Regions from separate parts of the Mus musculus genome. Here region 2 is linked to region 1. The links are chromatin loops, found by intact Hi-C in ENCODE. Cell type or tissue: left cerebral cortex. All regions are shown on one strand. Links, peaks and the distances in the headings refer to the core of each region. The heading gives the core; the rest is flanking DNA.

Region 1 (3,773 bases), core at 560-3,059:
TAAATTGGGTTCTTAAAGAGCTGTCCTCCAACTTCCAAGCCTGTGTGCTCTGCAGAAGCTTCAGGGCCATAGTTGGGACCAGGAGGTGAGCAGAGAGAGGGGAGAAGGTGGGCACACAGTCATCTGTGCTCTCTTTAGCACCACACACCAGCTCTTCTCTTGTAGATGGGCATATACACACACAGCAATGAAAGCCCCTTCATCAAAGAGCTTCATTTTAGGAGGGGTCTTCTAGCAGCTGTGAATGAGTGCACTCGTGAGAAAGTAATGACAGTAGGCATGATTTGGCCATGAAAATGGGAAGGGTTGGGTTGGTTAGACTAAAGCCAGAAATGCATGTGTGGATGTAGCTGCTCAACCTGAAATGAAGGAGGAAGACCGTAACAGCAGGCAGAATGGTGCCTTTGCTGCAGCCTATGTAAGGTCAGGGACATCTATACCAACCCCAGCCTGCAAGAGCCATGCCTCAACTCCTGTACCCAGGGCCCGATCCCAGCACTACACAGAAGGTCTCAACATCTCAGCTAAAGCTTAAAGGCAGGGAGGAAATTGATTTTGGAGCTGTTGAGACATCCTGTTTGAGGGAAATGAGGGGTACAAGGCAGCCCCAGAACCAGAATGGCTGTCTTCCTTCCTACTTGAACATTTTTTCCCAATGTGTGTAGCTGGTAAATTAGGAAATGCACTTTGCTTGGTGGGTGTTCCCAGTGACCTGAGCATTGCTATGCAGTGAGCATTCATTCCACTGCTCTACCCTGAGTGACCCAACTCCATGAGTGGAAATGCAGTTCTGGCCTTATGGGTTGAGGGCATATAGTCATCCATTGCTGCATAGCTCATTGCTCCAAAAGGATGACACGTTGCAGCAAATGGAAGTGGAACCATATCTGCTTGTGGCCATCCAGACTCACCAGCTCTGAGGTCAGTGTACAGTCATGATGAGCACAGGTACATTTGGGGAAGTGTTCAATGGGAAAGGGTCAGAGGAAGATGTCTTTTGCCTTTTCCTGTCCCCAACACCCAACTCACATAACACTTTCCTCAAATGTTCCCTGCTAATCAGCGAAGTTCAGTAAAGAAGAGATACAGATTCCTGCACCACAGCACACTATAGGGATTGGAATCACTGTGGGCAGGGCCCTGGGGACTGACCTTTAGAATAACTGTAGATTTACAGAAAACTAGCCTATGCTAGTTCCCACATAGCAGTTTCTGTCCTATAGTAAGATGTTGCTCTTACTATAGCATAGTGTATTTAGTACAGATACTGAACCACTGTCAATAACTGACTGTCCATGCTTTATTTAGACTTTTCCACTAATTTTTAACTGTGTGTGTGTGTGTGTGTGTGTGTGTGTGTGTGTGTGTAGGCCAGAGGTTGATGTCAGGAGTCTTCTTCAGTTGTTCTGCACCTTAGTTTTCGAAACCAGGTCTCTCTCTGGCCCTGGAACTCATTGATTCTGCCAGACTGGCTGGCCAGCAAGCTCCAGGCATATGCCTGTCTCCCACCCACCCATTCCTGTTACAGGTGCCCGCTGACACACCCAGCTTTTTACATGGGACTGAGTATCTAGTGACATTCTGTGTGTGGCACTGCAAGATACTCCCTAAAGGCATTGTGTGTGTAGGTTAGAGAACAATTTGGAGGAGCTAGTTCTCACCTTCTACTATGTGGGTCCCAGGAATAGGAATATGGTTGTTAAACTTGGTAGCAAATGCCTTTAGCAGCTGAGCCATCCAGCTAGAAATGGAGACCTTCTGGATTCCCCAAGCCAATTCTAGAGACGATCGCCAGAGGGAGTAAGAAGGTTCGTTTTCACTGCACAGTTTTTTCCCAAGTGACTATGACGTAAAGCGAAACAGGAGGCGGAGCTAAACTGCTGGGTCAGTCAAACCTGGAGCATGAACCTAGAGGCGTCACATGAGCGCCGCGACACTGGTCAGGTGATTAGTGTGACCCAGTTCCGCCGAGGCGTGGCAGAACAAGTCTATAGAGCCTGCTGATTGGTTGGAGGGAGTCAAAGGTCGCGCTTTGGGGGCGGTGGGCTCTTGGCGGTTCGGGCTTATGATTGGCTTATTTGGTGTCACGTGGCAATGCGCTTGTGGGGGTTCCAGGAGGCTAGCGGCGTGTGCTCACGTGTTGGGGGGGGGGGGGTCAAGGTGCTGAGTGCGGTAGCCGGAGGGGGCGTGCCGGGAGGAGAGTGCCTCGCAGCTTGAGCCCACTGGTTGGTTCGCAGGGTTCACGTGGGGTGGCAGGCCTGGGTGACGTCAACGCAGCGGGCGGAGCTCCGCTGAGTGCGCGGTGTCCGGGGCCTGTGAGTCGTCGCCAGGCTGTGTCGGGCCTGAGCCGAGCAGCTGCGCGACGTCATGGACAACTCCGGGAAGCAGGCTGAGGCTATGGCGCTGCTGGCTGAAGCGGAGCGCAAGGTGAAGAACTCGCAGTCCTTCTTCTCCGGCCTCTTTGGGTGAGCAATGGGCGAGGCTGGGCCCAAGGCGGGGAAGAGCGGGCTCTTCTGCTCTGCACTTTGGGAGCCCCTCAGCGGCCTTGCAGGCCCTGGCCGTGGCCCTATGGCTGACGACACCCGCTGACTGGTGGCCGCGCCTTTCCCAGGCCGGTGCCCGTGGATCTGTGCGGCCCAGGCTGCCGGGGTGAGGACACCAGACCGAGGGGACCCGGGCTGGGGCGTCCTTGGGCATGATGAGCCGGAGTACGAGGTGTGAGGGTGAGTGGGGCCCTGCTAAGAGTGACTGATGGCGAGGCCTGGACTGAGAGGTGGAGACTTGTGCTTGGGGAACAAGCATGAATGGACAGTGACACTGGTTTTAGCCAAGACAATGGTGATGGGAGGATGAGGCACACAAGAGAATCATTAGGGTGGTAGGACCACCGCCTACTAGGTGGTCCTCAAGTCTGGAGTCTGAACACACCCAGGAGGTGGCAAATACCTCACACAAAGTTTATGCAAGTTTGCCATCTTCAGCCATATTAACTTAGGAGCAGCAGAACCCATGCTTGGGATGCGATTCCGAGGTTTCTTTATCTTAAGGGAGTAGGTCTCTCTGAAAGGGCTTGTTGGTAAAAACTAACTGCAGAAGTTTGTTATGAGTATAAACTATGTGTACTGTGCTCAGAATTGAGTCTGGCCCTCTGAAAGGCTCATCAGGCAGGAAGAAGCAGACTCAGAGAGTGTAAGATGCTGATGGGGAAACCAAGATGGTAGGAATTGGAGTGCTTGAGGGGTCTGGGGAGAGGGCCAGAGCCTTGGGATATAGGAGGGGGTAGGGGGAGACGACACTACATGGCAGCAGGCAAAGCTCTTGAAGGAACAGGCAGAGAGGAACACTGGGGAAAGGTCCAGGCAGGTGTTGAGGAAGAGCTGTGCAGGGGTAGGACACAAAATCAGAAGCCTCCAAAGCAAGGATGGAAGGATACAGAAGACAACCAGGAAGTTGGGGAAAGCTCTGGGAGAGACTGTTATAAGCTGGGTGAGGACAGAAAGACATGAAGGGGAGGGAGAGGATGAAGCCATCCCTTGTTGTTTGCCATCAGATAATGTTTAGCAAAGGAACTTGAAAAATGTTTATACCTGCTGCACAGACATCTGGTTAATGACAGGCTATGTCAGTTAGATGAGAATGTTTCATTAGAGAGAGTGTGAGTGTGTGTGTGTGTGTGTGTGTGTGTGTGTGTGTTTCTTCAGTCTTCACAAGGGAAGAAGTTCAGGTTAGGCGTGGTGTTGGGGCGGTGCCTCCCGCTCAGTTTTCAGCAGTAG
Region 2 (3,773 bases), core at 892-3,391, 170 kb after region 1:
CAAGAGGACCGCCTATATGGCGCAGTGAATAAAGATGTCTGTGGCACAAACCAGAAAACTCCAGAGTTCAATGCCCAGGTACCATAGTGGAAAAAGAAAACCAACTCCAAGAAGTTATTCTCTAACCTCCCCATGTGCACACATGACTAATAACAGCAGGAGGTTGATTCCACAAGACTGCGGCATGGTATAGGATTCTAATGGCCTTGCCGAGGAGGCCCAGGGTGTGATCTCCAAGGCATGAGACCCTCTAGAAAATGTGAATGACTGAAGTGGCAGCATGAGCCAGAGCCTCTGATCTGCCTGGCTGTGCGGTTGCTTGTAGATCATTCAGGTTACACCAAGGTCTCGGCTGTATGAACTGTCAGTCATCTGGCAGATCCAGCGTTGTGGTGGTGTAGCTGCCTTTGAGTCACCCACACCCTCCTATAATTAATGCCCACCCCCCAAATAAATTCACTTGGCAGTGCCCTGTCTGGGTGAGGAGGCATTTGCTCCTGTCTCCCCAGGAAAAAAATCAGCATAGCACAAATGTCATCCTCTGCTACACAGCAAGTTCAAGGCAGCTTGGATTATAGGAGATATATAGATATATAAAGGTGATGAAAATTAGTTTTTTAACAAAGCCATTAATTAAATGTTGAACTAGTAATTAAGATAAATCAGGCTTGACAGTGTGCCAAATTGCAGGTCCATAGTCCCTTAGCTGAGGTCTTCAGGGACAGATGCATTTCGGAACTCAAGGCTGATCCAATTTTAGAAAGGCCATTCTGTACCTATTATGCAAACTCCCAGGGGCCTGAGGCAGGCACTGTCCACTTCCCCTGTTGGACATGGTAATGTCTTTTTGCAGCAAAATGTGTGTAACAGTCACACTGGGAGGGAATAAATAAAAAATATAAATAGCTTGGTATGAACTGATTTGTCATCATGTGAGAGGTAAAATTATTCCATACCCCTGTCACCCCCAAAATGGTTAAAGTGGTCAGAGCTAGTCAGAATTCAAAGCCCACAAGCTGGACTTTGCATAGAGGTACACATCTGCAATCCCAACCCTTAGAAGACAGAGGAAGGAGGTCTGCTGAGAACCCAAATCCCTTGCCACAAAGTGGGAGGGGGTGACTCAGTGGGAAAGCACTAGAGAGACGGTGTGAGCCAGTAGACACAGGAGCACGGTGACAATATGGAGACACTCTAAAAACAGAGAAAGAGAAAAGCAAAGAGAAGGTAGCAGAGGGACACAAAAAAGGTTGAGGGGCCAAGGGGCTGGAGGAAAAACCAGGAAGCAGAAGGGAGGCCAAAAAGGACAGGCAAGAGGACCCCTCCCCCCAACTCACTGCTTGGTGGTGTGCAGTCTTTGAGCTGACAGGCTATGCCCAGGGATACAGGCTGTGACTCTCTGAAAGGGCTGAAGGACAAAGTGGAGACAGAGCAGAAACCAACGCTGTTCTCAGGTTTCGATCACTAGTTTAATTCTGAGCAACAATGTGTTGTCTTCCTTTTACAAGACCAGAGAGATTTAAGTACATTGCTGTACATCATCCCGTGGGGGATGCTGGTAGGACAGAAGGGAACCAGCAGGACAGGTAACACTCCCATCTGACAAGAGGCCTCAGGTTCCTGATGCTGTCCAGCCTAGGGGGAAGGCAGGCCATAAAGGAAACCCCTTCTTGCAGCTGGCCAGCAGAGTATATCCCAGGCCTGCCTACGGCCAAGCCACAGTCATGGGTAAGGGAAAATGGACTCAATCGCATGACTTCTTTATCAGAAGCTACACCAGTCTCAACATGGCACCAACAGCAATGCAGACCAGTTTTGGTTTGGTTCAGCTATATGCTCCACACTTCCAAAGCAGCAAATGTCACCACCCAAACCAGGACAAGCTAGCTTACGGGTGACATCCTCTACCCCTGCCATTGCAAACTATACCAACTGCAGTTTCCAGCACGCACCACTGTCTCCGAAGCTATACGAGATGACACCCCGAAAACTGGTAAGGCCTTTACAGTATCTGACCTTCAATGGCCCCGAAAACTGGCAAGCCGCTTCTCCCCATTCCAACCCAAAAATTACATGTGAGCAATGAGAGAGGAAAGCCTTTAAGGCCGCGCGGCCACGGAGCTAGAAGGGACCAGCGGCCGAGGCCAACGACCACAGACCAGGTAAGCCAGCTGAGGCTGGAGTTTATTGCCGATGAGCGCTGAGTCCCGGGAAGGAGCAAGGTGGAATAAGGTCGGGCAGGATCAGGACCGCGGCAAGGAGAGAGGCGGCGCCGCGCAGGCGAGGCCCGGTGGTGCAGATAGACAGACGCAGGCCACGGTGGGGGCGGGCCAGACTATCCAGGCGCTCGGCGCGCGGTCTCCCGCGTCGCTCCCGGAGCTGGGCGGCGACTGTGGCGGCGACTCCGTGGCAGTCCTGGCTGCGGTCGTGGCCCGCCGGAGGCCCCAAGCAAACAGGATGCGGGTGCGGCCGGAGGCGGGGCGGGCGGTGCTGCTCGAGCACACGGAGCGGCCGCAGCGCTGGGCAGGGGGTCGGCGGGGCCCGCAGGCGGCCGCGTGGGAACCCAGATGAGCCCGTAGTACACAGCAAGCAGCACAGCGGCCAAGGACACACACAGGAAGTAGGCGCAGACAGGGGCGAGCCGCAGCCATCGGCCACGGGGACCCTCGCTCAGCCCCGTACCACCCGGGCTCTCGCCACCACTGCCCACGCAGCTCGAGCCCCGCATCGCGCTGCCCACTCAGCCTGCACCGACCCCGCCCCCACCCCAGGACCGCCTCAAGCAAGCCACGCCCCTTCCAGGACCACGCCTTGTCAGACAGCACCCCCCCCCCAGCTCAGCTACATCCTAGACACGCCCCTACCGCCTCTGACCCACCACTATCAAGATTTCTTAGCTCTACCCCCTCAAGGCCACGCCCACTCGCTCTTCTCCCGCCCTAGCTGTCACATTTCCAACCGCCTATTCCTGTTTTCTACCTCAGCCCTCTCCGCGCTAATCGAACCCCTTCCTTCTTCGACCGACTGCAGCTCTGCACACTAGCATCCCTCTGCCCGCCGGAGCTAAGGTTCCTACTCTGTTGAAGCCGGAGGCCTACGGAGCTTCTGAACGCTAGCCCCGCCCACCGAGCCCCGGCCCCGGCCCTCCCAGTCTCACATCCCTGGACTACTACGAGAGTTCCGAGACCCAGTTCCCTCCATCACCCCTGCTGGCCCCTTCCCCAGCAACTCCGCACCAGCGTAAACTTCTGTTCCCTAGAGGCGAGGGATCCAGGGTGGACTGCAGGGAGGAGAGCAGCCAGCCTGGGAGCCAGGCAAACCTGCGCTGCCGCCCCTCCCAGCAGCATCTTCAGGACTGCGAGACGGCCTGCGGGGTGGGAGGAGAGAGGTGTGAGGATGAGAGGAGCACTCTCGTCCCGCCTCTTCCGCCAGCCAAGCACAGCAGCCTAGCCTGATCAGCTAGCAGCACAGTTCAAAGGTTGGCGGTAGCACGCGTTTAATTCAATCCCTAGCTGCAGGTTCCTGCACACCCAGGCCTCACAGGGACTGACTCCGAGGGTTCGACCAGACGAGTGCGGTCGGACTGGCACCACTGGGTCCTCAGCGAATTTAGAAGACTCCCCTCGGGCCGGGCTCGTTGCTAACCTGCTTCCTCCCCCACTAAGTTTAACCCTGGCCTGGACGGAGTGTAGCAGAAGCAGAGGAGCTGAAGGTTAGTACAGAGCGAGGCACCCTGGTCTGCTGGCGCTGTCAGCGGGCAGCCCCCGGCGGCG

Evidence for each region. Hi-C counts contacts between places; a loop is a spot of excess contacts. Peaks named below come from ENCODE experiments on the same cell type or tissue, not always from the same donor. Only the 100,000 strongest peaks of a DNase experiment are listed, where the experiment ranks them.
Region 2: a loop joins it to region 1, with 2.5 times the contacts of the local background. A loop is called at or near these places in 8 of 42 quality-filtered maps.

Annotation. Positions count from the first base shown.
Region 1 is chr7:16,096,310-16,100,082 of GRCm38, forward strand. It overlaps Napa (N-ethylmaleimide sensitive fusion protein attachment protein alpha), which reads left to right and starts at 2,271. Exons shown (of 11, transcript NM_025898.4): 1 at 2,271-2,465. The coding sequence starts at 2,368. Zfp541 (zinc finger protein 541) reads left to right here. Exons shown (of 16, transcript NM_001099277.2): 16 at 1-25. In left cerebral cortex, for the core only: a CTCF peak has its summit at 1,784; a DNase peak (open chromatin) is centred at 2,049; H3K4me3 peaks cover 854 bases; H3K27ac peaks cover 1,178 bases.
Region 2 is chr7:16,270,563-16,274,335 of GRCm38, forward strand. It overlaps Inafm1 (InaF motif containing 1), which reads right to left and starts at 3,130. Exons shown (of 1, transcript NM_001136270.1): 1 at 1,451-3,130. The coding sequence starts at 2,728. The coding sequence ends at 2,336. It overlaps Ccdc9 (coiled-coil domain containing 9), which reads right to left. Exons shown (of 14, transcript NM_001382411.1): 14 at 3,480-3,773. The coding sequence ends at 3,751. In left cerebral cortex, for the core only: a CTCF peak has its summit at 2,262; DNase peaks (open chromatin) are centred at 1,056, 1,665, 2,324, 2,875 and 1 more place; H3K4me3 peaks cover 2,016 bases; H3K27ac peaks cover 2,178 bases.